Regions from separate parts of the Mus musculus genome. Here regions 1, 2 and 4 are each linked to region 3. The links are chromatin loops, found by intact Hi-C in ENCODE. Cell type or tissue: left cerebral cortex. All regions are shown on one strand.

Region 1 (8,000 bases), 100 kb before region 3:
TTTGTATGATCAGGCTCTGCTTATTTACATGGTGCAAAAATCAAACCCAGGTCCTCCTGTGTGTTAGGTAAGCATTCTCCCAATTGAGCTATGTCCCCAGCTCTCAGATCAGCTGCACAGATTTCTCCTGTGAAATGCTGGTGACAGCTGTGGAAAAATACCAGTATATGTATACAACTAAAGGGAAACAGCAAATAGTGGAGGGGTCACAGGTAGTGACATAGAGGCACTTGCTTGCCCTTTGGGTTCAGGGGCTGGACTCACAGGGCATCAGGCCTCTATCACGTGCTGGCCAGAAATGGTGGCACACACCTTTTATTCCAGCATGTACTAGGTAGAGGTAGACAGATCTCTGAGGCCAGTGATCTCCATAGCCAGTTTCAGAGCAGTCAGAGCTATAGACTCTCCAGAGTTAAGTAAACCTAGACCCTTACACCAGACAAGTACTTCCCCACCGAGCTATGCCCTAGCCCCTCACCTCTAATTCCTCCAGCTCCTTTATGCCATCTCTTCTGTCTAGGATTTCTGAGGCGTTCTTTCAGTTTACTCCTTCCGGAAGCTTCCATGGCTTTCCTTCCTTAACCTCTGGTCTCGGTTCCGTCCCTCGCGTCCCATTTGTTCTCCCTGGCTCTCTGCGTGGCCTAGATCTGCTATCTTACAAGAAGGCCTGTAAAGGGGCTGGCCAGATGGAGCAGCAAGTAATGGGACTTGCTACCAAGTCTGAAGACTTAAGTTCAAGGCCTCAGAACCCATGTAGTGAAAAACAGAACCAGCTCCCACAAGCTGTCTTCTAATGTCTACATGTGTGTTGTGTATGCACTAATATTTAGAAAAAGTTTGTTTCCAGACAGGGTTTTTCTCTGTGTAGCCCTGGCTGTCCTGGAACTCACTCTGTAGACCAGGCTGGCCTCGAACTCAGAAATCCACCTGCCTCTGCCTCCCAAGTGCTGGGATTAAAGGTGTGCGCCACCACCGCCCAGCTGGAAAAAGTTTGTTATGGTTGTTAAAAAGAGAGGTGTGAGGATCCCGAAGGAGCAATGCGGTCTATCACTTGTCTCTGGAGTGAGAATCACTCCACACACATGCTCAAGGAAAAGGCTCTGGAGGGCTGCACACAGGAAAACCCAACAGAAACCAGGAGAGGAGGGAGGGAGGAGAGGAACGGAGAAAAGAATAGTAACATGACCAGACAAGGTCATGAGCCTACTGATCCCGAGACTAAGGCAGGTCCCAAGGTTCTAGCTGGTGTCACCCCAGATCTGAGTGATTGACATAGACTGAAAGTTAACATTTTAATCATCCTGAGACTGTAAGAGGGAAAGCCCAGTTCAGCTTTTTTGAGACAGCCCTTTTTCTGTATAGCCCTGGCTGTCCTGGAACTCACTTTGTAGACCAGGCTGGCCTGGAACTCAGAAATCCGCCTGCCTCTGCCTCCCAAGTGCTGGGACTAAAGGCGTGTGCCACCACGCCCGGCCAGTTCGGATCCTTATACTCCTTCCTCCTTATCAATCAGAACAGAACACTTAGGGCCAGATGCCTTTTGCCAGTTCCCAGGTAGGTGTCTTCTAATCAGTTCTATCCTGAGTACAGGGTACTCAGCCCTAGACTCCACCCCCACCACACACACACACACACACACACACACACACACTTCCCTTGTTAATTACAAAGCCCTGGGGGGGTTTCCTTGGGTTTGATTGCCCCACACACACACAATGGCAGGGGGTTCCGTGGGGGAAGGGTAGCGTCAGACAGCACTCTCTTGTGAGCTCTCAGAAGTCCTTACCTTTACATTTGGTTAGCATGCTAGAAGCAGGCTCCCCAAGCCCTCCTCAGTTTGAATACAGTGCTAGGGCAATACTTTACCTATGCTTGCCTACGTATTATACTAGATGCTACAAAAGATACTGATTAAAACCCAAATGAAGAGATGGATAGGATGAGGGTGGGGACAAAGAGATCTCATGCCCTCTCCAGGAGTGCCAGACTCAAGGAATTACTGTGTCCAGCTAAGCATAACCCCTTGGAATCCAGTCTTTTTTGGGCCTCAGTTTATGAATACAATTCATTATAACCATGGATCATAAACATAACCTTTAGCTAGTCTCTAGAGAAGTTGGAGGTAAGCCCCAAGTTCCAGTTCTCCAGTTCCATCTGGTGTCTAGTCACCCAGCCCCCACCCTAAAGGTGGTCAGTCAACAGCTTACTCATTAGCATATAACAAGATAATCATTGTTTTGAATATTCCAAGGATTTTAGGAGTTGCATTCCAAGAAACAAAAGACCACAACCAAAAAAAATGTATTTTACAAAAATCACAACCATAGGGGCTGGTGAGATGGCTCAGCGGGTAAGAGCACCCGACTGCTCTTCTGAAGGTCCTGAGTTCAAGTCCCAGCAACCACATGGTGGCTCACAACCATCCGTAAGGAGATCTGACTGGTGTGTCTGAAGACAGCTTCAGTGTACTTACATATAATAAATAAATAAATATTTTTTTAAAAAAAGAAATATCTCTTGGAGCTGGAGAGATGGCTCAGCGGTTAAGAGCACTGACTGCTCTTCTGAAGGTCGTGAGTTCAATTCCCAGCAACCACATGGTGGCTCACAACCATCCCTAACAAGATCTGGTGCCCTCTTCTGGAGTGTCTGAAGACAGCTACAGTGTACTTACATATAATAAATAAATAAATCTTAAAAAAAATCACAACCATAGAGTGTGGCTTTTCATAGAGTTGAGCTAAAAGCATGAAACAAGTTCCCATTGTGAAAAACAACTGCCATTGCCCATCTCTGGAACTCTGGAGCTCCTGTGCGTGTGTGTGTGTGCGTGTGCGTGTGCGTGTGCGTGTGCGTGTGCGTGTGTGTGTGTGTGTGTGTGTGTGTGTGTTTTGAAACAGACCTCCTGTAGGGCAGGCAGACCTCTAGCGACCTGTGCAGCCATGGATGGCCTTGTGGTGCTGATCCTCCTGCCGCTACCTCCTGGGTATCACAGTGCATCTGGGGATCAGAACACACCACCCTGGAGAACCATTTGTGTGGTGCTAGGGAGAGAAGAGTTCAGAGTTCGGGGGGTGGTAGGCAAGCGCTCCATCAACTGCGCTATATCCCAAGCCCCTGAAACATTTGACATCGTTTTTTATTGCACTGTTGGAGATGGAGTCCAGGGCCTCAAGAGTACTAAACAAGTGCTCTATGTCAAGTTAAGTTCCCTAACTTTTCCTAGATCTACTTTAAGTTTGAACCTTACTTATCTACCCATGAACACGTGAGGTGCCTCCTTTTGTGAGCTATTTATAATGCTAATTTGAATAGTCAACTATAATTTTTACAAGAATTCATACATTAATTATATATTTATTGTTTTTTTTTTCTTAAAATATTCAGCTAGAGGTTTAGAGGTGTAACTCAGTGGCAGGGTGCTTATCTTACTGACTTGAGACCCCAGGTTTGGATCCCCACAATACAAAAAAAACAAAAACAAAACAAAACTGGATTTGGCGATTGTATTATAATTGTCTATCAGTGCTGAGGGCTTGCCTACCAAGTGGGACTCCTAGGTTGGATTCTCTAGCACCACAAAATAATGTGTATCAGTTTGGAAAGGAAGCAGCATTTTGCTCTAGCCCTAGTTAGCCGGGAACTATGTAGCCCTGGCTGGTCTTCTTCTAAAGAAAGGCCTTCTTCTGCCTCTGCTTCTCAGGTTGTGGAATTACAGGTGTGAGCCATGATTTCAGGCTGAGAATATAAAACTGAAGACCCAGCTCAGTGATAGAGTGCTTGTTTCGTATCCTCGAAAATCTGAGTGTGATCTCCAGGGTGCTTGCTCGTGCATACAGAAACACAGTAACTTAATATTGTGACCTGGTATGGTGTGCTAACTTGTACGTCCAACTATTTAGGCCAGAAACAAGCACTACTTGAGTTTGGTAATTTAGGGCAAACCTGGAGAGAATAGCAAGAACACGTTTCATTGTTTAAGGGATATAAGAAAGGTTTTATTTGGGGAAGTAGCTGGACAGAGGGAGCAGTGTTTGTTTGTTTGTTTGTTTGTTTGTTTGTTTGTTTGTTTGACAGCCCTGGCTGTCCTGGAACTCACTTTGTAGAGCAGGCTGGCTTTGAACTCAGAAATCTGCCTGCCTCTGCCTCCCAAGTGCTGGGATTAAAGGCATGCGCCCCACGCCCGGCTGTACACTATTTTTTAAATTGGGTTTTTTGAGTTGTTCTAGCTTATTGAGTTGTTTATAAATTTTGGACATTATTTTTTAAAAATGATTTATTGAGCCAGGCGTGGTGGCACACGCCTTTAATCCCAATACTCGGGAGGCAGAGGCAGGCGGATTTCTGAGTTCGAGGCCAGCCTGGTCTACAAAGTGAGTTCTAGGACAGCCAGGGCTACTCAGAGAAACCCTGTCTTGAAAAAAACAAAAAACAAAAAAGAACACTTTCAAAACAATTTGTTTTTGTTTTTGTTTTTTTGTGCACCACCACGCCCGGCACAATTTTTATAATATATAATTGTTTCATCAAAGTTTTATGAAATGTCTGTGTTCAAATCATTTTTAAATATTTCAATAAAATTTTTTAAAAAATTAGACTACCACAAATCAACTGTCTATAGATTTCCTTTATCCTAGACATTTTTCATGTCTTCCCCCCCCCCCCTTTGGTTTTCTGAGACAGGGTTTCTCTGTGTAGCCCTGTCTGTCTGTCTTGGAACTCACTCTGTAGACCAGGATGGCCTCAAACTAAAAAAATCTGCCTGCCTCTGCCTCCCAAATGCTGGCTTATATGTCACTTTTATTTTAGGTATATGAGTGTTTTGCCTGCATGTATGTATCTATGTGTACAACATGCATTCAGCGCCTGCGGGGGCCAGAAGAGGGCAGCAGCTTCCCTAGAATTGGAGATACAAAGGGCTCTGAGCCACGGGAGTGCTCTAGAAGAGCAGCAAGTGCTCCTAAATGTGGAGTCTTCTCTCTAGCTCCAGTATGTAGATGGGGGGGGGGTTGTTTTACTTTGTTTTTTGAGACAGGGTTTCTCTGTGTAGTCATGACTGTCCTGGAATTCATTTTGTAGACCAGGCTGGCCTCGAACTCAAGATCTGCCTGCCTCTGCCTCCTGAGTGCTTGGATTGAAGGTGTGCGCCACCACCCATCTTACACTAGTTTTCTATTACTACAAATCTCAACTTGTAGTCAGGACAGAGAAGAAACCTTAGGTTGCATCCCCAGGACTACGAAGCAACAAACAATAGTAAATAGGCAGGGTCTTTTGGGGGGGGCGGGGAAGGGAGGTCAGAAGTAAGGGTTTAGGGCTGGGATGGGAAATTGGGGCTCAATAGGAAAGCATTTGCTTAATATGTTCAAAGCCTTGGACCCCATTCCCACCCCTCCCGAGATGGATGGGGGGCGGGAGGGAGGAAGGGAGGAAGAGAAGTCAGGGCTGACTTAGTTGTGTTTCCTACTAAGATTCTCTCAAAGTGGAGTCACAGTATTGGTTGGGACTACAGTATCATCTGAGGCACAACCAGGAAAGTAGTCACTTCCAAGGTCTTTAGAATTATAAAACATATAGAAAGGAGAGCTTCAGTTTCCTACTGGATGCCCAAGGAATCCTTAGCCCATTATGCCTTAGCTCCTATAGTCCAGCCAGAGAGCTTGTAACCTTTGCTATTTAAGATGCCATAAGTCCTAAAGAGCAAGTTCCAGGGCAGCCAGGGCTACAACAGAGAAGCTCTGTCTCAAAAAACAGACAAACAACAAAAACAAAAAACAAGATACCCCAGTGGCTGCTTGCCTTATCAAGTTAGGAGTCTCCTTAGCAAAGGGTTATTTCATCTTATCGTTAATATATACGTTTGTTACATATAACCTGCTACTTGTAGTCACATATACACTCGATGGGACTAGATTATATAAGTAAAAGACATGGACACCAAGAGGTGGGGGAAATGGAAGCCATCTCAAGTGTGTGTCTGTTATATTGGTGTTTAATCCTCAGGTCCATAAAGAAATACACTTTTTTTTTTGTATGTGATTTGAGGCAGAGTCTCCTATGCAGTTCTGGCTGGCCTTGCTCTTATGTAAATCTAACTAGCCATAGACTTGCAACAGCACCAGTCCTTCTGCCTTGGCCTTCCAAGGGCTGGTATTACAGCTGTGTATGACCAAGCCAGACTTTCATAAAAGTAGCCAGGAAAGGATTTGCATTGTGTTGTCATCTGTGATCCTGGGAACATACAGACAAATCAACAGATCAGCTATCTATGCCTTAGACCACAGAGGTGCATCTTTCTTTTGCCCATTTTTTTCTTTTAGATAGGGTCTTGTATACATTCTAGGCTGTGCTGGAACTCACTATCCGCCAGCCTCAGCTCCCCAAGTGCTGGAATTACAGGAGTGCACCAGTGGACTGGCTCTTTGCTTCACTTTTATTATTTATTTTACTTGTTTTTAGTTTTTAGTTTTTGAGACAGGGTCTCTCTGCGTAGCACTGGCTGACCTGAAACTCTCTACGTAGACCAGGCTGGCCTTGAATTAACAGAACTTCCTGCTTCTACCTCCTGAGTGCTGGGATAAAAGGGGTATGCCACTATGCCTGGCTCTCCTTCACATTTAATCTATGCCATGTCATCATATGTTGTTTTAATTTCACTTTATTTTTTTTAGTTTTAATTCTCAATGAAAATATATAGATTTTTGCAGCAGCGTGTTCTAATCATAACTTTATTTTCCAGTAAAGGAAGATATAGCAACCACTGGTTCTGTATCCAGAACGACGCACTGTCAGCATTGCCCTCTCCAGGGTTTCCCCCTTTGGGATACACACACTGATTTTATCAGAATCCTCTGGGTTTGGTGCTGATGTTCAAATCCAGCTATAGAAATGCTTCACTAGTGAGCTACATTCCCAGTCTTTGATGGATCATTCCAGTGTTTTGGGTTCTTGTGGTTGTTGTTTGGCTGTTCTTTAAGAACATGGTTTCTCTTTGCAGCCCAGATTGCTTTGGAACGAACTTTCTTTCTTTCTTTCTTTCTTTCTTTCTTTCTTTCTTTCTTTCTTTCTTTCTTTCTTTCTTTCTTTCTTTCTTTTAACATACATTTATTTATTTGTTTGTTTATATGTGAGTACACTGTAGCTGTCTCCAGATGCACCAGTAGAGGGCATCAGATCTCATTACGGGTGGTTGTGAGCCACCATGCGGTTGCTGGAAATTGAACTCACGACCGTGCTCTTACCCACTGTGCCATCTCTCCAGCCCAGCTTTGGAACTTTCTATGTAGACCAGGTTGACCAGGAACTCAGCAGAGATCTGCCTGCTTCTGCCTTCTGAGTGCTGGGATTAAAGGCCAGTGATAGCACGCCCAGCTGATGGTTTATTTATTTGTTTTATTTCTATTTTTCTTGGTGAACTCCAAGCATGAACGTGCTCTACGAATAATCTCTATCCCGCTCTACCTCTCCTGATTGAGACATTATCTAGCTGCTAGATATCCTTGAACGCCCTGTGTGGCCCAAACTGACCTTAAACTTATGACCCTCCTGCCTCTGCCTCCTGGTACCAAGGAAGGTTACAGGAATGTGCCAACCATTCCTGGGTTGGGGACGTTTTGTCTCTTCCTATGGTGGTGGCATGGAACTCGTGTTTATGCTTTACCGCAGAGCTTGGGCTTCTCTCTCCAGCCCCCTTCCCTCTTGCCCCACTGGGGATTCGTGCTGGGCAAGACCCCTTTGATGGAGCTACCCACTCAAATCCCCCTTTTCACTTTTGATTTTGCGATAGGATCTCATTACATTGTACAGGCTGGCCTTAAACTATTTGTGTGTTTTTGCTGGTCTAGAGCCTGCTTTGTGTGGGGCACAGCATTTTATGACTTTAATCCCAGCCCTCAGGAGGCAGATCTGCACATCTCTGTCAATTCAAGGCTAGCCTAGATTACATAGTAAGTTCTTGGACAGCCACGGGGCTATGTAGAGAACTGTTCAAAGGAAAAAAG
Region 2 (8,000 bases), 55 kb before region 3:
CTCTCTCTCTCTCTCTCTCTCTCTCTCTCCACTATATGTATATCATTTGCTTTGTAGCCCTCAATGGCCTTGATTTCAGGACAATCCTACACTTCAGTTCTTGCTCAGTGTTTCAAAAATGTCCAGTTTATGTGTCGTCACACTGTGTCAACGATAGCCCAGTCATGCACAAGCACACCTTTACAGCCTTCCATGTCTCCTCACCTGTTATTGCACGCACAGCTCCACATGCTGTTTTACCTGCAACTTGATGACACCCTGCCATCTCCCGCCACCTCATCCACAAGTAATCAGTCATCCAGCATCTTACGATGACATATGGGGCCACCTGGATGCCGTCCACAAGGCTTCAGATACACAGTTCCGTTGGTGCATCATGAGTTTCAGTTGTGACATATTATACCTGCAACCTCATCCAGTAGTCATGTGTGTCATTCGGATATTGTCATCAAAGAACCATAGACACCGCTCCATGCTCCACTTGACACTGACATTTATTTAACCAAATACCAGCGCATGTCTCCAGGTGGTTTTATTTTACAAAATCTTTAAGGGTGCAGGGCAAGGAGATGGTTGGGCTGTAAAGGCCAGTGGCTCTAAGAGGAGGGAGAAACGGGCACGGTAGCACATGCCTGTAATCCCAGCACTCAGGAACTGAGGCACAAGGATCTCAAGCTGGAGCTTAGTCTGGACTACATAAGGAATTCAAAGCCAGCCTAGGCTGCATAGTGAAACCCTGTCTCAAAACAACAACAACAAACCCCACAAAACAAAACTGAAAGGAAGGAAAATGTCAGGCATAGCAATACATGCCTGAATCTCAGTACTCGGGAGGTAGAGGCAGGAGAATGGGAAATGTGGGGTCACCCTTATCTACATAGTTCATAGCTACATAGCTACAGAAGATCCTGTCTCCAAAAAAAGGGGGGGTCTCCTCTGCCACAAGGTCAAGGCTATTCTGTGTACCTTCAAGAACTGAGTGGGGCGATCACGCTGGTGCTGCTGGTGGTAGGTGCAGGACCGGTGGGGAAGGAGGTTGTAGGCGATCCCAGCAGAGGTCCAGGAAAAGGCATAAGATGGCTGACAGGCCCTGACAGTACCACAGGTCCTAGGCCCTGATAGAGGTGGGCAGTACCTGCAGTGCCCAGTGCCAAGCCTGAGGCCACCTCCCCACAATTCCCACTACTGCTGCTACCAGCTACCACCATGAAGCCACCAGCTGGTCCTTCAGCCGCTCCCGCTCCAGCCAGATTCGACCCCCGCTTCTTTTTCCCTTTGCCAGATGCCTTGCGGTTCCTCGTCTGGATTCCATCTTTCCTCATGGTCAGTGGGCGGTTCACCTGTAGAAACGGAGACCACCACAGGGGTTACCAGCTCCAGCCCTTTGTGCTGATGTAGCTGGGCTAGGGACAGTCTCTTAACACCACTTTGTTAAGAATGGGGAATTAGTTCAATGGCTAGAGTAATATACCCAGGGTGTGCTAGGGAGGTGAGACCTGTGCTTGTGTGTGGCCCTGATCTCAGCTCAGAATATCCTCCTACACTGGTAAGAGGTAGCCAAGACTCAAATCACGGGAGGTGGCAAGGAGGAAAGAGAGGACAGATGGAAGGAGGCTTGAGGTGGAAGCCGTGGAAATTGGGCAAGGAGGCGCAAGTACACAACTTCTGAGAAGAGAAAGAGGAGCAAAGAGGGAGGAAGCAAAGGCAGAGGAAGACAGCTCAAGGTAGATGAGGGCTGGATGAGGAGCCGGGAGTGTGCTTGGAGGACAGGAAGCAACATGGAGGATAGCATACCTGATGGAGCTTGAAATAGAGGCCGCAGGCATTGCATACCGGATCTCCGCTGGCATTCCTCCGCCAGAGTGTTGTAGTGGTCGTTTGACAGTTAGTGCATTGGGTGCCTGCCCGTTTGCTGACAATCTGAGGAATAAAAGGACAGGAGATTAGTGCTGGGGGTAGGGGAGAGGTAGGATTCGGGGACAGGGCCTTACAGGGCCTGAGAAAAGAGCTTAAGGGATGAGAGTCCTATTAAGGAAAGGCTTCCTATCTGGGATAAGAAGTTTATTCATCTATGTATCTATGTATCTGTGTATTTATCTGTCAAGACAGGCTTTCACTGTGTAGCCTGGCTTTCCTGGAATTTTCTCTGTAGACCAGGCTGGCCTTGAGCTCACAAGAGATCCACCTGCCTCTGTCTCCAGTTCTGGGATTAAAGGCATGCACTACCACTGCCCAGCAAGGAGTTTCTTTTCTATAGCTATGCAAGACTTCTTCTATCTCTAGTTTTAGACTTTGACCACATATCAGAATGTCTTGGAGGAAGACAGGGGTGTAACCCTGGCACTCAAGAGACAGAGACAGGAGGACCATAGCAAATTAAAAACCAGTATCGTATACATAGCTCCAGGCCACCCAGGGCTATATAGCAAAGCCCCATTTCAAACAAAAAACAAACCAAATCTATCAATCAATAAATCAGACAACAAAACAAAACAAACACAAGAATCCCTTGGGAAGCTGTAAAAATTCCTGGCCTTGGATGGGAGTTCTAGGTAGGTAGCGGGGTTCCTGCATGGGAAAGGGATGGATGGTCCCTATGGGGAAAGGATAAGGAAGAGGGCAAGTATAATAGTGCCGGGACCAGTATGAGTTGGGTGGCGTTCTTTTTTTTTTTTTTTTTAAGATTTATTTATTTATTATATGTAAGTACACTGTAGCTGTCTTCAGACACACCAGAAGAGGGAGTCAGATCTTGTTACGGATGGTTGTGAGCCACCATGTGGTTGCTGGGATTTGAACTCCGGACCTTCGGAAGAGCAGTCGGGTGCTCTTACCCACTGAGCCATCTCACCAGCCCAGGTGGCGTTCTTAAATAAGTCTTTTTTAAATTTTTTTGGTTTTTCGAGACAGGGTTTCTCTGTGTAGCCTCGGCTGTCCTGGAGCTCACTCTGTAGACCAGGCTGGCCTTGAACTCAGAAATCCACCTGCCTCTGCCTCCCAAGTGCTGGGATTAAAGGCATGCACCACCACTGCCCGGCATTGGATGGGGTTCTTGTAGGATGGGAGAACATGGGTTCTTGTCTTGGGCAGGAACAAGTCTCCAGTCCTATCAGGCCAACCTGTGGTCTTACTTACCATTCGCTTCTTGGGCCGGATGAGAGGCCGGTTCTGACCATTCATCTTGTGATACAAGCCACAGGCATTGCACAGGTAGTGACCTGTCCTGTCCCTCCGCCACAGTGGAGTAGCCGTTGCTCCACAGTTCACACACTCTCTGGCCTCTGGTAGATGGAGAGAAAAGGAAGCAAGGCTCGGTCAGCTTAGCTATGTCTTGAGCCACCTAGCCCAACTCAACCTCCTGGTCCCTTTTTGAAAGCCTCACCACAAGGGGCCAATGGCAGGCTTCCATGAAACTTGGGGGAAGAATAGGCTGCTGAGCTGAGAGGGCTCCCAGTGGGAGAGAAGAAAGGACTGGGAAAGTCAGCTCCCCCGTAAGCACTGCCGGTGACAGGGAGCGATGCAGGCAGTGCAGTCCCCAGCGTCAGGAGGTCTGGACTCAGCCGCTCCGTCTTCAAGGTGTCCAAGAACGTGTTGTTGCTCTTCCCTTCCTGGTCTTCCAGGGCCTGGGAAGGGGCATCCTCATGGCTGGGGCACACAGTTGAGGCAGGGTAGAGTGCCGTCTTGCCATAGGCCCAGCTAGCATAAGGTGAGCCCCCAGGAATTCCCTCCATACTGTTGAGCAGTGGATACACCTGAAAGACTGTTGAAGGGGTAGAGAGGAAAAGGAAAGAACAGCAAACCTTAGGTAGTCCTACTTTTACAGTGAAATGGTGTTCGTCTGTCCCAACATGGTGGCTAGTTTTCTGGTCTTCCTACAATAGTCTCTTGCTGCTTGGGTGACTTCGGAGTTCTATGTCCCTCTGGTCACTATAGCAAGGACGATCCCCTCCATCCCTTTTTGATATTGAGACCAAGAGGCTGCAGGTCAAGTGACAAATAAGACAGCTTCGTACACACTTCCAGCCTGGCTTCTCCGTGTGCTCACTACAGTATGGCAGACAGAGACGAGGATTGGTACAAATGGGGCGGTACACCTATCCACAGAGCTTCTAACTCTTTCCAAGATGACCTCACAGAACTGTGAACTAGCTAACCATCTCTATGGCAACCCTGACAGCTTCCAGCCAGTGCCAAGGCAGCCACCCAACAGTTACCTGGGGAGTGTCTGTAGGCCTCAGCTTCTCTGTAGTAGGCCAGTGCTGATGCTGCGGCCGTGGCTGCATTTGGGGAAGTGGAAGAAGATGCTGCATCCAAACCCTCTGGCCCAGAGGAAAAGAAACCTGTGGAATCTGATGGTGAGGACACCAGGGCAGAATCCACAAACTGGGGCAAGGGTTCTGAGGTCCCCAGGGCCCCTAGACCAGGAAAATCCATGGGAACACTGGGGTTGAACCTGTGAGGACAGAAAGGGTTGTGAGACACAGAAACATTCTCTTCCCTCCTTTCTTTTCTTTTCTTTTCTTTTCTTTTCTTTTCTTTTTTCTTTCTTTCTTTTTTTTCGAGACAGGGTTTCTCTGTGTAGCCCTGGCTGTCCTGGAACTCACTCTGTAGACCAGGCTGGCCTCAAACTCAGAAATCTGCCTGCCTCCACCTCCCAAGTGCTGGGATTAAAGGCGTGCGCCACCACCGCCTGGCTCTTCCCTCCTTTTTTTTCTCTTTCTCCGAATCTGTCACTGAGACTCTGTGTGTCTCCTTTTGGGCTCTCAGATTATTTTTCTCCCCTTCCCTTCCATCCCTCCCTAGGCTGTCATGTCTCTTGTCTTCTTCCATCATCCTTTGTCCCTTTCTCCCATCTTCCTCTGATCTCTCCCCATCCTCCTGTTGCCTCTTGTCTGTCATACCTCTACTACTCCATCAGTTTGCTGCCTCTGAGTCCCTCTTCTTCCTCTCCTATCCCTCCTCCCATCTTCCTCATCTCCAGGTCTCTCCAGGTCTTCCTTCTTCCCTCTTTTCTTCCCCTTTTCCTCTTTCCACTGTCTTGTATTCCCTTCCTTTCTCTGTTGGTCCCTTCCCTCGCACCTCTTTCCTCCTGTCCCTCCTTTTCATGTACCATATTTCTCTTCCTCTTTCTGTGTCTCCTCTTTCCTTCCTCCTTTACTTTCCTTCTAACCTTCCTCTTTCTCCTCCTCCGGCAAGCCTTTGCTTCTCTTTCTCCCATTCTTCAAGGCCTCCTCCATTTCCTCTTTTTATTCTCTCTTCCCCTTCCTTTCTTTCCTTCTGCAGAGGCAGAATGCAGGACCAAGATCCCTTGGACCCCTTGACAGCTCCCATAGGAGTTTGGGGTTCACCCTTCTGTGCTCCCCAACTTCATCCCTATCTGTTGTATCTTGCCATCTGACTTTCTCAGAAACCCCGTGGTTTCCGGCTTTATCCCCTCCCCCACTTCACTTGTGTCTGCAGACTGTGGGCCCCGTTAGTTCCTCCCTGTTCTATGGGGGGGGGGTCAGTACTCCTGCCCCCACACTGCTTATCTCTGCCATCCCCGCCCAACTTTTGAAATCACCCCAAAGCTACTGGCTTCCTCTGAGAAGAGTAACAGGTGGGTGGGGACAAGGGTCTGTTTTCAGGAACCTTTGAGTCTCACCACTCCCAGACCTCAGTTTCCCCATCTGTTCTATTGGAGGTGATACCTGAAGAGCTGAGCACCGATCCTTTCCCTCTGTCTACACTGCATGGCTTTTTCTATAGCTCTGTCTCCTTGGGTCTCTCCCTCCATTTCCTTTCAGGGCTGACTGTGTTTCTGTGTTTCTCCTACCTTTCTGTGCTTTACCTTTGAAAACAAAGATTTTATCTTTATGTGCTTCTGCAGTCAATCAGTCAGTCAGTCAGTCAGTCAGTCAGTCAGTCAGTCAGTCTGTCTATCTATCTATCTATCTATCTATCTATCTATCTATCTATCTATCTATCTATCTATCTGGAGGTCAGTGGACAAACATGGGTGTTGGTCCTTACCATCCACTTCCTTTTTAAAGAGGGTCTCATATTTTTCCACCGTGTGTACCAGGACAGGCCTGTGAGCCTCCAGTGAGTCTTCTCCATCTCCCATTTCCCTAAAACTGTGCTGATGTGCCTGCTACCATGTCAGTATGGGTTCTACACATTAGATCCTTATTCAACAAGTAATTTATCCTTGGAGCTCTCTCCCTAGACTTCTAGGGTGTATCTTGCCCTCTCTTCCTGTGCTTTTATGAAATTGTGTGTGTGTGTCCCACTGCCTTCTTTGGCCGTCCATGTCTATGTTTCTCTAATATCTTCCCATCTTTCTTTATATTTGTTTATGTCTTTGTGTCTTTCTCAGCTTGCCTTCTGTGTTTCCGCTCTTGCTTTCTCCTAGACTATGTATTTCTTCTAGACTATGTATTCCTGGATATCTCTCAGTCTTTCCAAGTCTGTATCTCCCTCTGACTCCCAGTGCCTCTTCCTCCTAGTTCTTTTTCTGAGCCATGAATTCTTACTATTCTTATATCCTCAATGTGCCTTACTACACACAGCTCGGCGGCAGGGAAAAGGAGTCAAAGACCGTGTCTCTTCCCTGATGGGCTGATGGCTCTACTTGTAGGGGGATGGGAGAATACCATCTTCTCTACCCATGGGTAGATCGGAAAAGGCTGAGCCCAGGCTTGGGGACCATGCTGGGGATAAGACACTCCTGACTCTGTCTACCATCCCCTTCTTGAGCTCAGAATCTCCACCTATTTGGGCAGTGGCTGCTCTCTCTCTCGACTCTCAGCTCACCTTTCCCCTCTTTCCTCTCTCTCTAATTCTGTCTCTCTTTCCATGATTCATTCTTCCTGTCTATTTTTCCTTCTTGCCTTTCTGTCTCTGCCTTCGCCTCCTTGTTTTCTGCCCATGACTCTCCTCTTCCTTCTCATGTGATCAGCTTGCTTGCTTGCTTTCTTTCTTTCTTTCTTTCTTTCTTTCTTTCTTTCTTTCTTTCTTTCTTTCTTCCTTCCTTCCTTCCTTCCTTCCTTCCTTCCTTTTCTTTTCTCTCCCCCCCAAAGACTGTTTCATCTTTGCATGTTTTATGCCTCTTGCTTTCTCTCTCAGTGTCTCTGTCTCTTGCTCCCAGTTTTCTTTTTCTTTTCTTTTTTCTTTTTCTTTTTTGGTTTTTCGAGTCAGGGTTTCTTTGTGTAGTCCTGGCTGTCCTGGAACTCACTCTGTAGACCAGGCTGGCCTCGAACTCAGAAATCCGCCTGCCTCTGCCTCCCAAGTGCTGGGATTAAAGGCGTGCACCACCACTGCCTGGCTCCAGTTCTCTTTTTGTATCTCTTCTCTCACTGTGTGAGGTTGGCTTCCTGTCACCAATTCCTCATCCCCTCACCCACCCTCCGATTCCCCCTCAGGCCTCAGGGCCTGGACTTCTCACCTTTGGTGGGTGCAGAGCTACCCACCCCTCCTGAATCAAGGGCCCACCCCCCACCTCAGTTATCACCCTCCGGACAGAGATAAAGTTTATCTCCAGGCTGGGGGATGTGAGAAGTCCTTATCAGCTGCCTCAGTAGAGAAAGTGCTGCTCTAACCAGGAGGCACAGCAGCTGCACCTGCTCTCCCGGGCCCAGCCCCTCACCCCAGGTAACTGCCCTACCCAGCCCTCAGCAAGGCTACGTGGGGCCATTGGAGCAGAGGCAGGACCTGGGGAGCAGATGTGGTAGTTAGGAGGTTAGAGGTAGAGTTTGAGAGTCAGAAGTCTGGGTATATGGCTGTGGAGTTTAAGGGAAGGAAAAAATTGGCTCGACTTCTCTGACCCAAGTTCAGAGATCTGTTTGGGGTTTGGAAGTAGGTTAGGAAAACAGATGAATTTAGGAAACCAGAGGTAAAGTTTGACAGTCAGCTGCCATGTTAGAGATGTACTTTAAAGGTTCGAAATGAGCCGGGCGTGGTGGCGCACACCTTTAAACCCAGCACTCAGGAGGCAGAGGCAGGCGCATTTCTGAATTTGA
Region 3 (8,000 bases):
TCCCTTTTCCCACAACATTCCCAAGCCTGGTGGGGATGGGGGGGGGGGGCGGTGTGTGTTTGTGTGTGTGTGTGTGTGTGTGTGTGTGTGTGTGTGTGTGTGTGTGTGTGTGGTGGAATATCTTGTGCAGGGCTGGGCTCCGCACTGTTGTTATTCTCTGCATCTTAGGAAGCCTGAATGTATTCATCGCCTTTCTTTGGAGGGAGAGGCTTCTCTGATTAAGGCTGGGAACGGCTTTTGTTCTGGGAGTAGGGACCACATGGAGAGATGCTGAGGCAGAGCTGGAGGCGGGGCAGGAGTGCTTTCCCAGAATCTTAAAAGTATAGTTCTATTGTTTCCTGGCCTCTGGTGGGACTCAAGAACCCTAACATTTGCATCTTTCTTTTTCTTTTGTAGATGAGCCACTTTTTAATCTCTTGGCCAACTCTTAAGATTCACTTTTTCAGTGTGGTGTTCTACAATTCCCACAGGGCATATCTGAATGTTGATACGCTGAATACATAGTTAACGCTTTGTGTATAAAGGCTGCAAAGTTCTCTTGTACTTTTTTTTTTTTTTTAGACCAGGGACCTTGAACTAACAAGACCTCTCGCTTTAGTTCTCTGGTGCTTTGACCCTCTCTCCAAATGTCTCCTTGTTTGTATTTTGAAATCTCTTCCATTGATCCTTTTACCTTTTCTCTACTATTTCCTGTGTCTGGGGGCTTGGAGTTTATAAATAAAATAAAATAAAATAAAATAAAACATTTTGGGCCAGGCTCAGTATTTAATGCATGCTAGGCAAATATCAATCACAAATACTCAATACAGCACCTGTGTGTAAAAAAAAAAAAGTCCCCTCAGGGCCAGGCAGTGGTGGTACAGTCAAGCCTGTATTCCCCCCACTTGGGAGGTATAGGGTAACAAATCTCTGTGAGTTCGAGGCCAGACTGGTCTACTACAAAGTAAGTTCTAGGACAGCCAGGGCTATATACAAAGAAACTGTCATAAAGCAACAACAAATCCACAGCCCTTTAATTAGATTTATAGTATTATTATAAATTATTTTTACGACAGTATCTCACCAGGCAGTAGTTGTACATGCCTTTAATCCCAGCATTAGGAGGTTGAGGCAGGAGGTCTCAGAACTTAAGGATAGCCAGGGCTATCCAGAAAAAAACCCTGTCTCAAAAAACAAGTAAGCAAAGAAATAGCCAATGTTGTATCCCAGGATGGTCTCCATCTTGCTAAATAGCCAAGGATGATCTTGGACTTTCCATTCTCTTGTGTCCATCTCTCCAGTTACCTGCATACTTGGTTTACGGGGTACTGGGGTATGAACAAGGGTGTTGTGTGTATAGGGCAATCTATTGGCTGAGTGATATCCTTTGCCATAAAATGTCATCAGACTTTAATGGAGGAAGCTGGGGAGATGGCGTAGTTAGTAAAATGTTTGCAACACAGGAAGAGGACCTGAGTTCAGATTCCCAGAACCTGTGTAAAAACGTCAGTGCGGCAGCATCTACTCTGAACCCAGTGCTGGAAGGCTGAGACGGGAGTCTCCTTGGGCTCCCTAGCCTTTCTGTCTAGCTAAATCAGAGCTCTGGCCTACACCTGCAGATGCAGCGGATATACATATATATATGTACACACAACACACACACACTTTAATGCACTTGAAGTTTTGAATATAGGGACATGATTACCTTGAAAGTAGTGACCTCCATGCCCAGGATCTTGGAATAAAACATGGTGGTGTCTTCAATGTTCTTTACAGTCATCACAATGTGGTCAAGTCTACAGATAAGACACGGGGAAGGGATCTGGCTGCTGCTTCTCCATAACTAAAATGTAAAAACAACAGCAACAACAATAACAACAACAAAGGAACAAACCTTAAAACTCGGAAAAAGCCAAATTGCCACCAGACACTTCCAAGTGTTCTTCTCCGTTTCCATCACCTGCCCAAGCGCCATGATCCTCCTCATCCTTATTCCAAGGGGAAAACTCCTTCAAGAAAAATCTCTGTAAAGTTGTTGCTCTAGGGGCTGGAGAGGTGTCTCAGTGGTTAAGAGCACTGACTGCTCTTCCAGAGGATCTGAGTTCAATTCTCAGCAACCACATGGTGGCTCACAACCATCTGTAATGGGATCAGATGCCCTCTTCTGGGGTGTCTGAAGACAGCTACTGTGTACTCACATACATTAAATAAATAAAATCTCTTTTTAAAGAAAAAGTGGGGGGAAACAATCAAATAGGGACTGGAGAGATGGCTCAGGAGTTAAGAGCACTGGCTTCAGGGTGCGATTCCCAGCAGCCACGTGACAGCTCCCAACTAGCTGCTCTAACTCCAGCTCCGGGGGATCTTCTCCCCTCTCCTGGCCGCTTAGGATACTGCATACAGGAGGCACACCGACACACTCCCATTCTCATAAAATAATCAAATTAAAGTAAATATTTAAGGCCAGACATGGTGGCACGTTTTTAACTTCCCACAATGCTTGCACTTTCCAGCACTGGGAGCGGTGGGATTAACCTACAGAAGGCAAAATAGAGGGGCCCAGAGAATAACTAACTGGCCTGCCTCCTGTGCATCAGTCTCAGGCTGATGGGTTTGGGGCTGAAGGTGACAAAGTGCTTTAGTCAGGGGCTGGGGTTCCCTTCCTTTTCCTCCTGCTAGAGAAAGGAGAAGACTAGGAAAGTGGAATTTATCTCTTGTGAAGACAAGATTCAGAGCACCCCTCAACCCCCCAGCTCCCTCCTTTTCTGATCTGCAGCTATAGCTGTGGGCTGGGTAGGGCTAGAGAGCCGATGCAGAGGTGAGAGCTCTGACTGCTCTTGCAAAAAGGACTGGGGTTCAACTTCCCAGCGCCCACATGGTGGCTCACAGCTCTCTGTATCTGCAGTTCCAGGGAATCCATGCACAGACACACATCCAGGCAAAACACCCAAACGCACGTCACAAGAAAAGGAAGAGCCGGGCGTGGTGGCGCACACCTTTAATCCCATCACTCGGAGACAGAGGTAGGCAGATGTCTGAGTCTACAAAGTGAGTTCCAGGGCAGCCAGGTCTACACAGAGAAACCCTGTCTCGGAAAAAAAAATGACGCCAAGTGTGCTGCTGTGCCCCTGTAATCTCAACACTTGAGAAGCTGAGGCAGGAGAATGACGAGTTTCAAGATCAACTAAGCACTGCGGTGAGACCTTTTCTCCAAAACAAAGTAAAACTACAGAACGAGGGTATATTGCTGGACCTGGGTTCGGTTTCCTGCACCCACGTGGTGGTCCACAACTGTCTGTAACTGTACTGGCCCCTACAATCACTGCATACACGTGGTACACATGTATTCATTGCAGGCAAGATACTCATACACATAGCATAAAAAATGGGGGTTTTGTTTGTCTGGTTTTTTTGAGACAGGACTTCTCTGTGCAGTCCTGGCTGTTCACACTGACTTTGGAGACCAGGCTGACCTCAAACTCAGAGATCCACCTACCTCTGCCTTCCTAGTGCTGGAATTAAAGGCCTGTGCCACCACCTCCTGGCACAAAATTAATTGTTTTAAAGGAAAAATGTCTGTGCATGCGAGCCATTCAGATATCTACTTGGGAAACAGTCAGTTTCCCAAACCCTAAACCAACCAACTAACCAAAGAAGTAACTAAGGGGCATTCAGGCCCCTGGAAGAGAAAGCTGTATATTTTGTTTTAGGTTTTCCAATCCTATTTGGGGCTCCGTGTTCACAGCTTTCCCAAAGGACCAGAATTTGATTCCTAGTACTCATGCTAGGCAGCTTACAAAGGCTTGTAACCCCCGACTCCACGGGATTTGGTGCCCTCTTCTGGCCACTATAGGCAGCTGCACTAACATACACATGAATTAAAAATAGTCCTGTTGAAAATGTTTGTTGAATCTGTATGAGCGCCCTGTTTAGTTCCTGATATAACTACTTTATGCTTTTCTCCTCGTGTCTATGGTGTAAAGAGAAATTACTAGTATTTTCTGAATCTGATTGAAGCAGCAGCCCTGAACATAGCCGATTTTTATTGCACATTTGCTTTCTCTTTCCATCTCTGTGCTCATCTCTCCCCTCTTATTTATTTTAATGGTTTAAGCAAAGCTGTTCATTTCCCAGTTCCGGTCACTGACTTTCAGGATTTTCTATTTTATTTTATTATTATTTATTTATTTGATTTGTTTTTTATTTTTTTCGAGACAGCGTTTCTCTGTATAGCCCTGGCTGTCCTGGAACTCACCAGGCTGGCCTCGAACTCAGAAATCTGCCTGCCTCTGCCTCCTGAATGCTGGGATTAAAGGAGTGCACCACCACACCCAGCTAGGATTTTTTATTTTTTATTTTTACTTTTGCAATCTGCATTTCTATCTGCATGGTTCCCCCGAAGTACTGCTTTTGGGGCACCCCCAGTGCTGAGGGTCTAGAAAATAAGCTCATCCATTTCTCTGAGTAGTCAGTGCCCTGGACAGCACGGCCTCCCTCCTTTGGTCTGCTCCAGAGTCCTCTTAAAGGTTCCCTCCAGCCTTTCAGGGCCTCTGAGTCTTTTGACCAGCTTCAAGGTCATTGTTTCTCGGGGGCCCTTCTGACACAGCTCTGTCCTGAGTGCCTCATGGGCATTCTCCAGGAACCACCTTTGGGTGTCTCTACGTGTCTGAAGCTGAACTGTCTCCCCAGTGAAGCACCCAGAGAGAGCGGCCAACCCTTAAACCCGAGCCCTCCACAAGCCCAAGCAGGGCTTCTGCTGCCCTCTGGTTATCTTTAAGAAAAGCCCAAGGAAGCTAAAGCCACAAGGGTGTCCCTGAGAAGGAAAGCAAGTCAGCAGACCCAGGTTGGGTACCCCCAGCCTGGTCAATACTCATGCCCCAAAGCCTCCACGACCCCACACTTACCTGACTTTCAGATGTTGGATCACACATCTTTCCTGGTAGACTGGAAGGCAGGTAGGTTGGGGCTGAGGCTGGCTCTGTGCCTGGAGATCAAGGGGCAGGAATGGGAGGTGCTAGCTGAGGACATTGGGTGTGGACAGAGGCAGGAGGTGAAAAGCAGGAAGACTAACTGAAACTCGGGGTACAGCTTAGTGGTACAACAGTGCTGAAGAAACCCTGGGTTCTACTTCTAGCAGTGCAAAACCAAGCCAAACACTGCCAGCCTTGAGAATAAAAGTACAAATATAAGTGCTTCCTCTTTTGAGGAGCTGAGGGTCTTGATAAGTTGTTGAGATTGGTCCCTAATGGTCCTTCTCTGTCAACTGCCAGATGTGTCACGTCCTGCTAAGCAATCATCCATAAGAACACAGAAAACCAGGAAAGCACCCATCGAGAGTGTTGAGACTAGCAGTGCCCTATGAGAGAGCTCCGATCCACCTTGTAGTGTGTGACTAGGATGGAGTGTCTGAAAGAGTTGCTTGTGGGTCTGCAGCTGAGTGAGGATTCTTTTAAATGGCTATGGGTGTTTTGCCTGCTTTCATGTCTCTGCACTACATTCATGCTTTCCGATTGCAGAGGATAGAAGATGGCATTGGATATCCTGGAACTGGCCTTACAGACAACTGGTTGTACGCTAGCTACCACATGCAGATTGGGAATCAAACCTAGGTACTCCAGAAGAGCAGCAGATGCTTTTAACTGCTAAACCATCTCTCTAGTCCTGAGCTAAGATTTTTTTTTTTTTGAAAGGGGGTCTCGCTGTATTTGAAGCCTCACAATTCCTATCCACGCTTGGTCCCCTCCCCACCCCACCACTATTTGCTTCGCTTTCACAAGCTTTCTATCTATGGGTTACCTATCAGGACCAGGGTTAGGTGAGTCTGAGATTTTTGCCTCTGGGTACATACCTGGGTGCCCTGGGTGTTATTAAACATATGGTTTTCCTTTAAAAATTATTTCCAAGGCCTATAATCCTAGCTACTCAAAAGGCTGGAGCAAAAGGAGCAAAAATTTGAGGCCAGGGTACTGGCTTAAAGCTTAGGAGCTCTGGCTATGCTTCCAGAGGACCACAGTTCAATCCTCAGCCCCAACATGGTGAGGGCTATAACTCTAGTCCCTAGGAATCCAACTCCCTCTTCTGGCCTCCTCAGGCAGCGTACATCCAAGTGGTACAAAGACATACATGCTAGCAAAATATGTCTGCCCATAAAATAATGTTTTAAAAAAATTCAAGACAACCTGGGCAAATCATTAAGATCATCTCTGAAAATAAAATTTTAAAAAATTGCAGGGGTTGGGGATTTAGCTCAGTTGTAGAGCACTTGCCTAGCAAGTGCAAGGCCCTGGGTTTGGTCCTCAGCTCTGGAAAAAAAAAATGCTAGGGACATTTAGCGTTAGCAGTAGCATGTTTGCCTGGCTCCAGGTTCAATTGCCAGCACAGGGGGGCGGGGGGGGGGCAAGTTTTGTAGAGCCAGGCTGGAGCACAGATCTGCAATTCCAGCCTCCGGGAAGCCAAGGCAGAAGTGTGAGTTCCAGACCAGCCTGGGTGACAGAGTAAATTCTATAGTGAAACTCTATCTCCAAAAAGGCTGGGCATGTAGTGGAGCTCAATGACTCAGTAGTAGACTGCCCTGGCAGTACCAGGCTCTGGACTTGATCACCAGCATGGGAAATAAAGATGCAAGTGAGTGCCACCTACTTCTAGGGACTACACAGGTCATCCCTGCCCCATCCACAAAGTGACTATTTAGGGGGGCTAGAGAGATGTCTCAGTGGTTAAGAGCACTGGCTGCTCTTCCAAAAGTTCTGAGTTCAATCCCCAGCAACCACATGGTGGCTTATGACCATCTGTGATGAGTTTGGATGCCCTCTTCTGGCATGCAGGTGTAATGCAGACAGCATTCATATATGTAAAACAAATAAATCTTTTTTAAAAAGTGGCTTTCATTGGAGTCAGTTCCAGCTGTTTAGTTTTAGATACTTTCCTGTGGGCTCATGAGCATGTGGGCTGTGTGTGCTCACATCTGGCTTTCTTTTGCTTGTCTTGTAAAGGGCACTTCACTCTGCATGTGGATACACAGAGCGCTTGTATTGTGCATTGTACTTAGTGGATGCTCTGTGTCCAATAGGAAGCCAACATCCTCCACAGCACTCAGCAACAGTCATTGACTATGAATGGTGCTTCTTTGTTCTTTTTGAGATGGAGTCTCTTTATGTAGCTGCCTAGGATGGTCTTTGGCTCACAGAAACCTGACGTATAGGTGGGTATTTATTAGATTTTCCCCACTAAGGCTTCTCTTCAGTTTTAGGCTTTTTTTTCTAAATTAAATTTTAAATGTATGCATATGTGTGTGTATGTGCCACATGTGTGCAGGTGCCCATGGAGACTAGAAGAAGGTGTCAAAGCCCCTGGAGCCAGAGTTACAGGCAGTTTCAAGCTGCCTGGCGTATAGGTGTTGAGATCTGAACTTGGGTCCTCTGGAAGAGCAGTAAGCACATAACCTCCGTGCCACAAATCTTTTGCCTTTCACAGGGTTTCCTCATCAGCCCTATAAGCCCTGTGTCCACTGCTTCGTGCACTTATGTAAAACTGTCGGGTGTGTTACTAAGGATACTTCCGAGGAACAGAACCAACATACTAATTATTTAAAAGCACTAGCTCATATTATTATGGAAGCTGAAAAATCCCGTAAGCCACCTGAAAGCTGGGGACCTATGACAGCCAGAAGGACAATGAGAGAAGTTCAATTAGGGTTAAGAGAACATTCCAGCCATCCGGCAGAAGGAGCATATCCCCCTTCTTCTGTTTTTTTGTTCTATTCAGACCAGACCCTCAGTGAGTTGGACAAAGCCATTCACAAAGATGGAGGGCCATCTGCATAGACTTCAACACACCCAGAAATGATGTTTAACTGGGGCATCTTTCATCCCAGCTAATATGACACTTAAAATTATCCAGCAAAGCTCACCTGTGGTGGTTTGAATAAGGATGGCCCTCATAGGTTATTTGAATGCTTGGTCATCGGGGAATGGCACTATTTGAGAAAGATCGGGTGTGGCCTTCTTGGAGAAAGTATGTCA
Region 4 (8,000 bases), 70 kb before region 3:
AGCCAGGCAGGCACAGGAATATGAGTTCTGGGGACCGTGGAAAACCAGAGAGAAAGAGTTAGAGAGAGAGAGAAAGCATGGCCCTAACTATTTAGCTCTTCATTCCCACAGTGAGGTTGGCATGGATACGGTAGACACCCAAGACTTGCTGCCACACCCTGACCCCACAGTTCTCATCCATACCGGATGCAGATACACTGAATCATAGGTTTCTGCCAGTACTCGAAGCTCCCCTTCATTCATGTACTGGGTTGTCTCCATCAGATCAATGTATTCCAGGCTGGGGACACAAGATAGAGGAAAGATTTTACAGCCCTGGTCCCTCCGCAGACAGACCTCGCATTAAGTCGGGCCTCCATAGTCAACCTAGGGGGTTCAGCTGGGGTGCAGGCTGTAGTCCCTTTTTCTTCTCTAGCCTCTCCCATCTCTAGTTATATATTTAGTTCCTCGAGACAGCCATTAACTTGAAATTCTAGGCCTCTGACTAGATAGTTAAGAGTTCTGTTGATTCTCCCTTTCCTCTGCCCTTCTCTTTGCTGGACTCACCCACCTTTTTGCCTCTTGGAACTCAGCTCAGATATTCTCTCTGCGAGGCTAGTTATTCTGTGAGCCACATTGTACCAGGCCTCTTCCTTTGAGTTTCTAGACTCCCCCAGGACTCATTCTGATCATTCTGGCAAGTATCTGCCATCAGTTAACGAACCAGATTATAATAACACGAGCCCTTCACAGGCTTAAGATGCTGTCAGGTACCTGATACACACACTGACCCTCCTGAAGGACTTAAGATTTCTTTTTCTTTCGGGATTGGCTTTTTCAGACAGGGTCTCATAAACCCAAGTTAAACCTGCTATGTCGCTGAGGCTGTCTTGATTTCCTGATTCGCTTGTCTTCATGTCCCAAGTGATGACATGTACCATCATACTTGTCTGGAACTTAGGGGTTTGTGTTTTTTTTTTGTTTTTGTTTTTTGTTTTTTGTTTAAAGCAATAACATATTCAGAGAGGCTCAGGGACGTGCCCAAGGCTGGCCACAGAGTCTATGGGATTCCTTCAGTCTGTCCTGGTTGAGCCTGGGTATCCTCCTCCCCACCCTACCAAGCTCCTAAGTTTTCACCTGTGAACCAACATCAGCTCCTCCTTCTCAGCGAACCGGGCCTGGGGAGGCACAAGGAAAAAAAAGGGGGGCTAGAAGCCAGGCCAGGCCTAGGTCCTCGCAGGCCCGCACCCACCATCCGAAGGCTGTGGAGGAGTCACCTGAAAGGACACACAGCGGCCCAGGAGGCCCTCCAGGATCAGTTGCTCTCTGATGGCATGGAGCCGCTCAGGGCTTTCAGGGAAGCTGCAGGAGTGGATGGAATCACGCATACACACAGATAGGCAAAAGTGCTAGGGAGCATGTCTGCTCTTGTCCCATCTCCGCCCCTCACCCCCATAGCTGCTCACCCCTTACCGGCAACATCAGCCTTTCTTTGTCATTTCTGAAGTCTTTATACTTGTTTTCTCCGCTACCATTCACGCTGTTGGAACCTCCAGTCTGAGCTGTCTGCTCCATCATCTTTATGAGAACCCCTCTCTGCTTCTATACTTATTCCCCCAACAGCCCCTCCTGTATACTGAGCCAGCCAGTGGTTAGAATTCTACTACTCAAAACCCTTTTGTAGCTCCGACTATGTTCCCGGTAGAAGCCAAACTTCTCATCACACCGAGAAGGGCCTAAGAAAACCCGAATCTGTTCCCATCCCTATTCTGACTCTGTCTTTCTTACCACACCCCTCCTCTTTCACCTTGTTTCCCTGCAATGTGTTCCTTGCTCTTCAACGAAACCACATTGTCTTCAGCTAGGCCTGAGGACTTCAACGGTCTCTCACGCCTGGAAGTCTTTTCAGTGATGACTCACGGCTCAGTCCTTTAGCCTCCTCCAACCCTCTGTATCTTTGCTCAAATGTTAGCAATACCCCCTAGCTATTGTATTCCAAAGGGAAGCACCCCTTCCAGTCAAACCTCACTCTCCCTCCCACCTGAGCTCCTCCACTCTAACACTGGAGAGGTCACCTCTTGGTTACTTTTGAAGGCAGCTTTGTTTACGGCTATAGCCTCAACAAATGTACCATAAAGAAAGCCTCTTGACATCATGAGTTAGTTTTAGGTCGGGATGGGGGAAGACGGCTACTATATTTGCAAATATCAGTGTAATGATTAACAGACAATGGCAGAGGCTAGTAAAATAGCTAAGAACAGATGTGAGAGAGGTAGTGGCCAGTCAAAGGCTTCTGTGAGTCTCCATAGTTGTGAAAGTTCAAAGAGGAATCAGTCAAGGGTAAAGACCCAAGGCGAGAGGGTGACTGGCACACTGAAAGACGAGAAGGTGGCCAGCGTGCGTTAAGTGACCTGGAGCTCGTGAGGAGAGGCCTGGCTGAACAGGTCACAAAGGCCAAATCCTGTGCAACCTTAGAGGCCAGTCTAAAGAATGCCGACTTTACCTTAAGAGCAAAGTTCTGGCCTTGAAGTATTTTAAGAAAGGAAGGAAACGTCATCTCAAATGTATTTTTTAGGCTTTAATGCGAAGGCTGGAAGCAGGGGACCAGGGGGAAGAAGTCAGATAGCGAATCTATTTTAAAGATAGGGCCAAAAAGAATAAACAGATTTCTTTAAGAAGTAGAGCGCAAATAAGAGGTTTTTTCAGCATACATGTCTCCTTCTCAAGGACGGCTCCTGCTAGTTAGGCGAGGACCCTCTAACAATCTAACGTCTAGCCAAGTGTAGTGGCTCGTTTGGGAAATCTGAGCACTCGAGAGGCTAAGACAGGAGGCTTATCAAAGGTTTGAGGCTGACATAGACTACATAGTGAGTTCCAGGCTGCCTAGGCTACAGAGACCTGGAGTGCCCAGTCATTTGGTCTTCATTGAACAGTTTATACCGCTGTTGGGGGTTTAATGATCTCCCTGCACACTCACCGGCCAGCGGAGAAGGGACTTTTCTATTGCTCACATCTATCACTAAGTCTCGGCACACAGGAGACTCTTGATAACTGTTTATTGGCTTAACAGAGAAATCTTTCAAGAATGATCCCCATCTCCCTAAATCACCTGCTTCCAGACTACAGGCTAGAAGCAGCAAAAATTCACTCTTGTTTGTGAGAAGAAAGGGGCACTTGTGGAAATGTTCTAGTTTGGGGATCATTTGGAGGTGCCAGCCTCACCCACCTGTCATCCCAAAGGCAATGGAAGTCATTTAGTTGTTCATCAAACACCAATCCAGTACCAACTGGCACTCTTGTCTCAGGGTTCAGATCCTGCAGGGGCAAAGAAAAGAAACCCAGATTCACTCTGGACTACAATCAGAGAAAACACTTCATACCATCGGTCCTGGATGGGGGGGGGGAGGGGGGGGAATCACTGTTTTGTTTGGTAAAGAAGGCCAAGTTGCAGCCAGGTCTCTCTCACCAGCCCTTGAAGCCCCACAACTAGGTCCTCTTCAGCTGGTTGGCTCAGCTTCTTCATTTTGCCTTTCTTCTTTACCTCCGCTAGATTGGGGCTGGAGTGGGGTACAGCACACTTCTTTCCACCACGCTTCTGCCAATCAGACAGAAAAATCAGAGTCTGGACATGGCTGGCTGGCTTCACCCTCCACCCCCCCCCCCCATCAGGGCAGGTCTGGGGCCTCACCAAGGTGGCGCTGGATTCCTGAAGGGGTGACTGGGGATTGTGCCTACTCTTTCGCTGTCTAGTAGAAGAATCTTGGCCGGTGGAGGTCATGGCTGAAGAGCCTCAGCTCCTGGAAAGGCTCTAGCAAAGGTGTAGTTGGTGAGGCAGCTGGAGTGTCCAGAGGACCCCACATCCCTGTCCCTTCCTCGGCCCCGCCCCCTAGTCTAGATCGCAGCCTTCACCGGGTCCATTCCCGAGCCTTCTAAACCGCCCCCACCCCCCAGGCCATCTTCTGCTAGAGGAAACCTGGTCCTGTCCGGTCCCCCTGGACCTCGCTGCTTTTATCCGATTCTCTTTCCTCATTTTGCCTATTCACTAAACGAGGTAACCCCAGGCTCAATCAGGCTCTTCTTAGGCCTGCCCTACCCAATCACCGCCCCCCCCCCATCCACTTCCCACATCCTTTCATACCTCTAATCTGCGCCCGGAACGCTTGGCTTCTGCAACCTGCCCGCTTCAGCCTATTTCCCCAGAAAAATCACCCACCTTTCTAGTCCGCCAGACCGGGCTGCCGCGGCCTCGGCAGCACCTTTAAAGACTCACTCAACTCCACCTCCTGCAGGGCCGAACCAGCGCCTTCCACTCGCGCAGATCTCGCCCCGAGCTTTCCCCGTGCCCCGCTGCTCCGAGGACTGCCCCTTTCGATCAGAATCCTTCAGACCCCACCCCCTTCCCAGACGCCTACCGTTTAACCAGGCTCCCTCAGCCCCTTCCAAGCCTCCGCCCATCTCCCGCCCAGCCACCGACGCTGGCCAATCCTTCCGTCCCTACTCACTGAGCTCTGCCTCCTTTTCAAACTCCGCCCTAGGCTCACGCCGCCAAATTCCCGGCGACCTGTGTGGCCCCGGGCACCTGATCCCTTCTTTTCCATTGGGCTGAGCTTTTTCATTTGCCCGCCCACGTCCAGCCCCCAACATGGATTCAGTCCGCCCACAACGCTTCAGGCGCAAACCACACCTCTCGCGAGCTTGGCCATGGAAACTGATCATACTGCGCCTGCGTGGGGTGCTACTCCCTAGTTCGAGACCCGGATCTGCCCCTAGCGCTACCACCCCTCCCCACACACACGCACGCACACCCCACCCCCGCATTCGCCGCTGCGGTCGTTCTGACTGGCTATGGCTGCCAGTCTCAAGTCCAGGCTAGTCATCCTAGGAGACCTACGGATCCACATCAGTTGTGTTGTGCAGTGATTCGAGAACAAATCAAAGAAGCTAGATTCCCGAGCTGCTTTTGGCGTTGACGTAACTCGCGCCTGCGGGTGACTAGTTGGAGATAAACGCTAATAATAGACTTTGGCTGGTGGCAGCCAAAATGAGCGTGATAGTAAATGCTGATAAGTTTCTGAGCTGGTGGCCACTGCGATGGTATTCAAGAAGCATCCCCAAATGTTAGCTATTAATGTTCTGCAGCGGAAATGGGGACTGGAAGGAGTCTCTACGAGGTGAGGCAGGGGTGGGGCTGCTCACTATGTCAGAAAGCCCGACTTTCGTGAGGTAGTTTGCATTGTAAAGCTGCTCTGTAGACTACACACACGGGGACTTAGATTTAGATCTTGGACAGGTCACAGTTCTGTCCTGTTTCCTTACCTGGAAAATTGAGATGCTAGTACCAAGGCCAGAATGGACTTTCGAAGGACAGTGTCTCCTGAATGGGAGCTCAGCCTACCTGTCCCCCTCCACCGAGTCATCAAACTTACAGCATGTGGTGGACCGAGGAAGGAAAATTGTCCCTGTGACTCTTTGAGATGGCCATCCCTTCTAAGTATAAATCCCACAGGTGGCCGAGTTGTCCTGATCTCCCCATGTCAAGGACATCGTTTCCTAAGGACCTGTTGGCAGAGACCAGAAAGAATCCATCTGGAGTTCTGCATCACTGACTAGCAAATAGATTGACAGTTCCATACTCCAGCAGCCAGACCCTCTGAACCTCTTGCAAATGCCAGTTTCAGTCCTCCATGTTCTCAGCACAGAACATGTTCTCAGCACGGGCTATCTAAATCTACACACACTAAAGAAAATAATAATAATACCTAAAAACATTCTAGGATGGTGATGCCCGCCAGCCGAACAATAGAGACGGTTCCTGCACAACGGGGCTCAGTAAACCTTATAAAAGCTAAGATTGCAAATAGCTTAGGCTTTGCATCCACATCTAATCTTTATGATACACTTCCTTTCTTTTAAAAATGACCTTGCTTTCATGTCCAGGCTGCTTAGAACTTCTGGCCTCAAGGGATCTTCATGTCTCAGCTTTCTGAGCAGCTGGGCAACACTGTGCCCAGTTAATCTTTCTTAAACAAACAAACAAAACAGCAACAGTCATTTGGGTTTTTTGTTTGTTTTGGTTTTTCTTTTTGGATTTTCGAGACAGGGTTTCTCTGTGTAGCCCTGGCTGTCCTGGAACTCACTCTGTAGACCAGGCTGGCCTTGAACTCAGAAATCCACCTGCCTCTGCCTCCCGAGTGCTGGGATTAAAGGAATGTGCCAGCACTGCCCAGCTTAATAACCATTTGGTTTTTTTGTTTGTTTGGTTGGTTGGTTTTTTTTTTTTTTTTTTTTTTTTTTTTTTTTTTTTTGAGACAGGGTTTCTTTGTATATCCCTGGCTGTCCTGGAACTCACTTTATAGACCAGGCTGGCCTCGAACTCAGAAATTCACCTGCCTCTGCCTCTCAAGTGCTGGGATTAAAGGAATGTGCCAGCACTGCCCAGCTTAACAACCATTTGGGGTTTTTTGTTTGTTTGTTTGGTATTTTTTGTTGTTTGTTTGTTTGTTTTTGAGACAGGGTTTTTCTGTATATCCCTGGCTGTCCTGGAACTCACTTTGTAGACCAGGCTGGCCTCGAACTCAGAAATCTGCCTGCCTCTCCCTCCCAAGTGCTGGGGTTAAAGGCATGCGCCACCACCACCCAGCCAACCATTTGTTTTAAAAATTATATTTGTTTACTTATTTTTTTCTTTAACACTGTTTATTAGCTTTTGCATCTAGGCTTCAGGGAGGTGACAAAGTGGCAGTGGTAAACTTGGGGATCTGGTCTCCTCAAAGCACCTGCCGCTCTACCCCTGATCCTTGAATGGTTGCCAAGCGGATAACTCCTCCACTGGAGCCTTCGTGTTTTCTAGCCAAAGAGAGAGCATTGGCAGTGAACTGCAGACATTCGTCCTTGGTCGTGCCTTCAGGATGGATAGCACCAACATAGTCATAGATGTATGAGCTTCCGGAGGCTCCGGTGGCAAAAGATTGTCTTACCATCATACCCTTCATGGGTACAGAGGACACCTGCCCTCCTTCTTGAGGGTCCCAGCCTACAATGATGATTCCTGCCATCAGATCTTCTCTGCACCGGTAACACATCTCCTTAAAGAGCCTGGCAGCCATGTGTACTAGTGGAGAATTGTTCAGTTCAATACTGTGGAAACCAAGCTGGTAACTGACAGCATCTGCTACTGCTCCGGTATCAGCTGCTGAGCCTGAGCAGCAGCAGATGTAATCATAAATAGGGGTCAGCTTGTCAGTCACTCGATTGGCGATGTAAAACCCAGTGTTATTCTGGAGTCTGCTCCTAGAACCACGCCTCCATTAAATTACAAAGCCATGATCATGGTCCCTGTGGAGACTTCTCAGTTTTCCCAGTCTGGGGTGAGAGCCTCAGGCCCAAAGACCACTGCAGATCCCGCTCCACGAACAGCTAAGGCGGCCGCCATCTTCCTCTGCTACTTGTTTACTTATTTGTTGAGACAGGGTCTCTCCATGCAGTCCCACCTGTACTGGAACTAACTATGTAGACCAGACTGGCCTCCAACTTACGGAGATGCATGTGTCTCTGCCTCTGCCTCTGCCTCTGCCTCTGCCTCTGCCTCCGCCTCCCAAGTGCTGGATTAAAGGCATGTGCCACCATGCCCAGCATACTTCATGGATTTTGCCTGTGTGTATGCCTAAGGAGGCAAGAAAGGACACTGGATCCTCCAGGAGGTGGAGTGAGAAGTGTTTGTGAGCCTTTAGATGTGGGTGCTGGGACTCAAGCACTGAAGGCATCTATCTCTCTAGTTCAGCAACTTAAAACAGTACTTCTCAACCTGCGGGTTATGACCCCCTTGACAACCCTCTCTCTCTAAAAATATTTACATTATCTATCATAACTAGCAAAATTACAAAAAGCAAAGAAAATGCCTCCGTAAGATCAGGCTGTAGGCAGGCCTGTAAGGCTTTCTTTGCCCCTCTCTAAATGGTTACGTTTCTATTCTTGGGTACTTAGAGGACAGTTATTTGTATCAATCTTTTTTCTTCTTCTCT

Evidence for each region. Hi-C counts contacts between places; a loop is a spot of excess contacts. Peaks named below come from ENCODE experiments on the same cell type or tissue, not always from the same donor. Only the 100,000 strongest peaks of a DNase experiment are listed, where the experiment ranks them.
Region 1: a loop joins it to region 3, with 4 times the contacts of the local background. A loop is called at or near these places in 37 of 42 quality-filtered maps.
Region 2: a loop joins it to region 3, with 2.5 times the contacts of the local background. A loop is called at or near these places in 4 of 42 quality-filtered maps.
Region 4: a loop joins it to region 3, with 2.3 times the contacts of the local background. A loop is called at or near these places in 4 of 42 quality-filtered maps.

Annotation. Positions count from the first base shown.
Region 1 is chrX:7,910,977-7,918,976 of GRCm38, forward strand. No RefSeq gene overlaps it. Among named protein-coding and RNA genes, the nearest start is that of Pcsk1n, 4.8 kb to the right of the region's middle. In left cerebral cortex, CTCF peaks have their summits at 4,896 (motif pointing right) and 7,182 (motif pointing right); a DNase peak (open chromatin) is centred at 4,888.
Region 2 is chrX:7,958,789-7,966,788 of GRCm38, forward strand. It overlaps Gata1 (GATA binding protein 1), which reads right to left. Exons shown (of 6, transcript NM_008089.2): 2 at 4,215-4,453; 3 at 3,383-3,760; 4 at 3,136-3,281; 5 at 1,795-1,920; 6 at 472-1,340. The coding sequence starts at 4,434. The coding sequence ends at 969. The region is part of intron 2 of Gm39488 (a long non-coding RNA gene); the gene reads left to right. Gm52419 (a long non-coding RNA gene) reads left to right here and starts at 7,531. Exons shown (of 2, transcript XR_003953043.1): 1 at 7,531-7,632. In left cerebral cortex, no CTCF peak of the experiment used is centred here; no DNase peak of the experiment used is centred here.
Region 3 is chrX:8,013,534-8,021,533 of GRCm38, forward strand. It overlaps Glod5 (glyoxalase domain containing 5), which reads right to left and starts at 4,959. Exons shown (of 4, transcript NM_027227.2): 1 at 4,884-4,959; 2 at 1,685-1,822. The coding sequence starts at 4,910. All of the region lies in intron 2 of Gm39488 (a long non-coding RNA gene), which reads left to right. In left cerebral cortex, CTCF peaks have their summits at 3,820 (motif pointing left) and 6,810 (motif pointing left); a DNase peak (open chromatin) is centred at 3,798.
Region 4 is chrX:7,943,458-7,951,457 of GRCm38, forward strand. Hdac6 (histone deacetylase 6) reads right to left here and starts at 4,432. Exons shown (of 29, transcript NM_001130416.1): 1 at 4,193-4,432; 2 at 3,668-3,787; 3 at 3,446-3,574; 4 at 3,206-3,294; 5 at 1,257-1,341; 6 at 1,117-1,157; 7 at 184-280; 8 at 1-27. The coding sequence starts at 3,757. It overlaps Gm39488 (a long non-coding RNA gene), which reads left to right and starts at 4,688. Exons shown (of 4, transcript XR_878039.3): 1 at 4,688-5,150. It also overlaps the pseudogene Psmb6-ps. In left cerebral cortex, no CTCF peak of the experiment used is centred here; a DNase peak (open chromatin) is centred at 4,567; H3K4me3 peaks cover 1,676 bases; H3K27ac peaks cover 468 bases.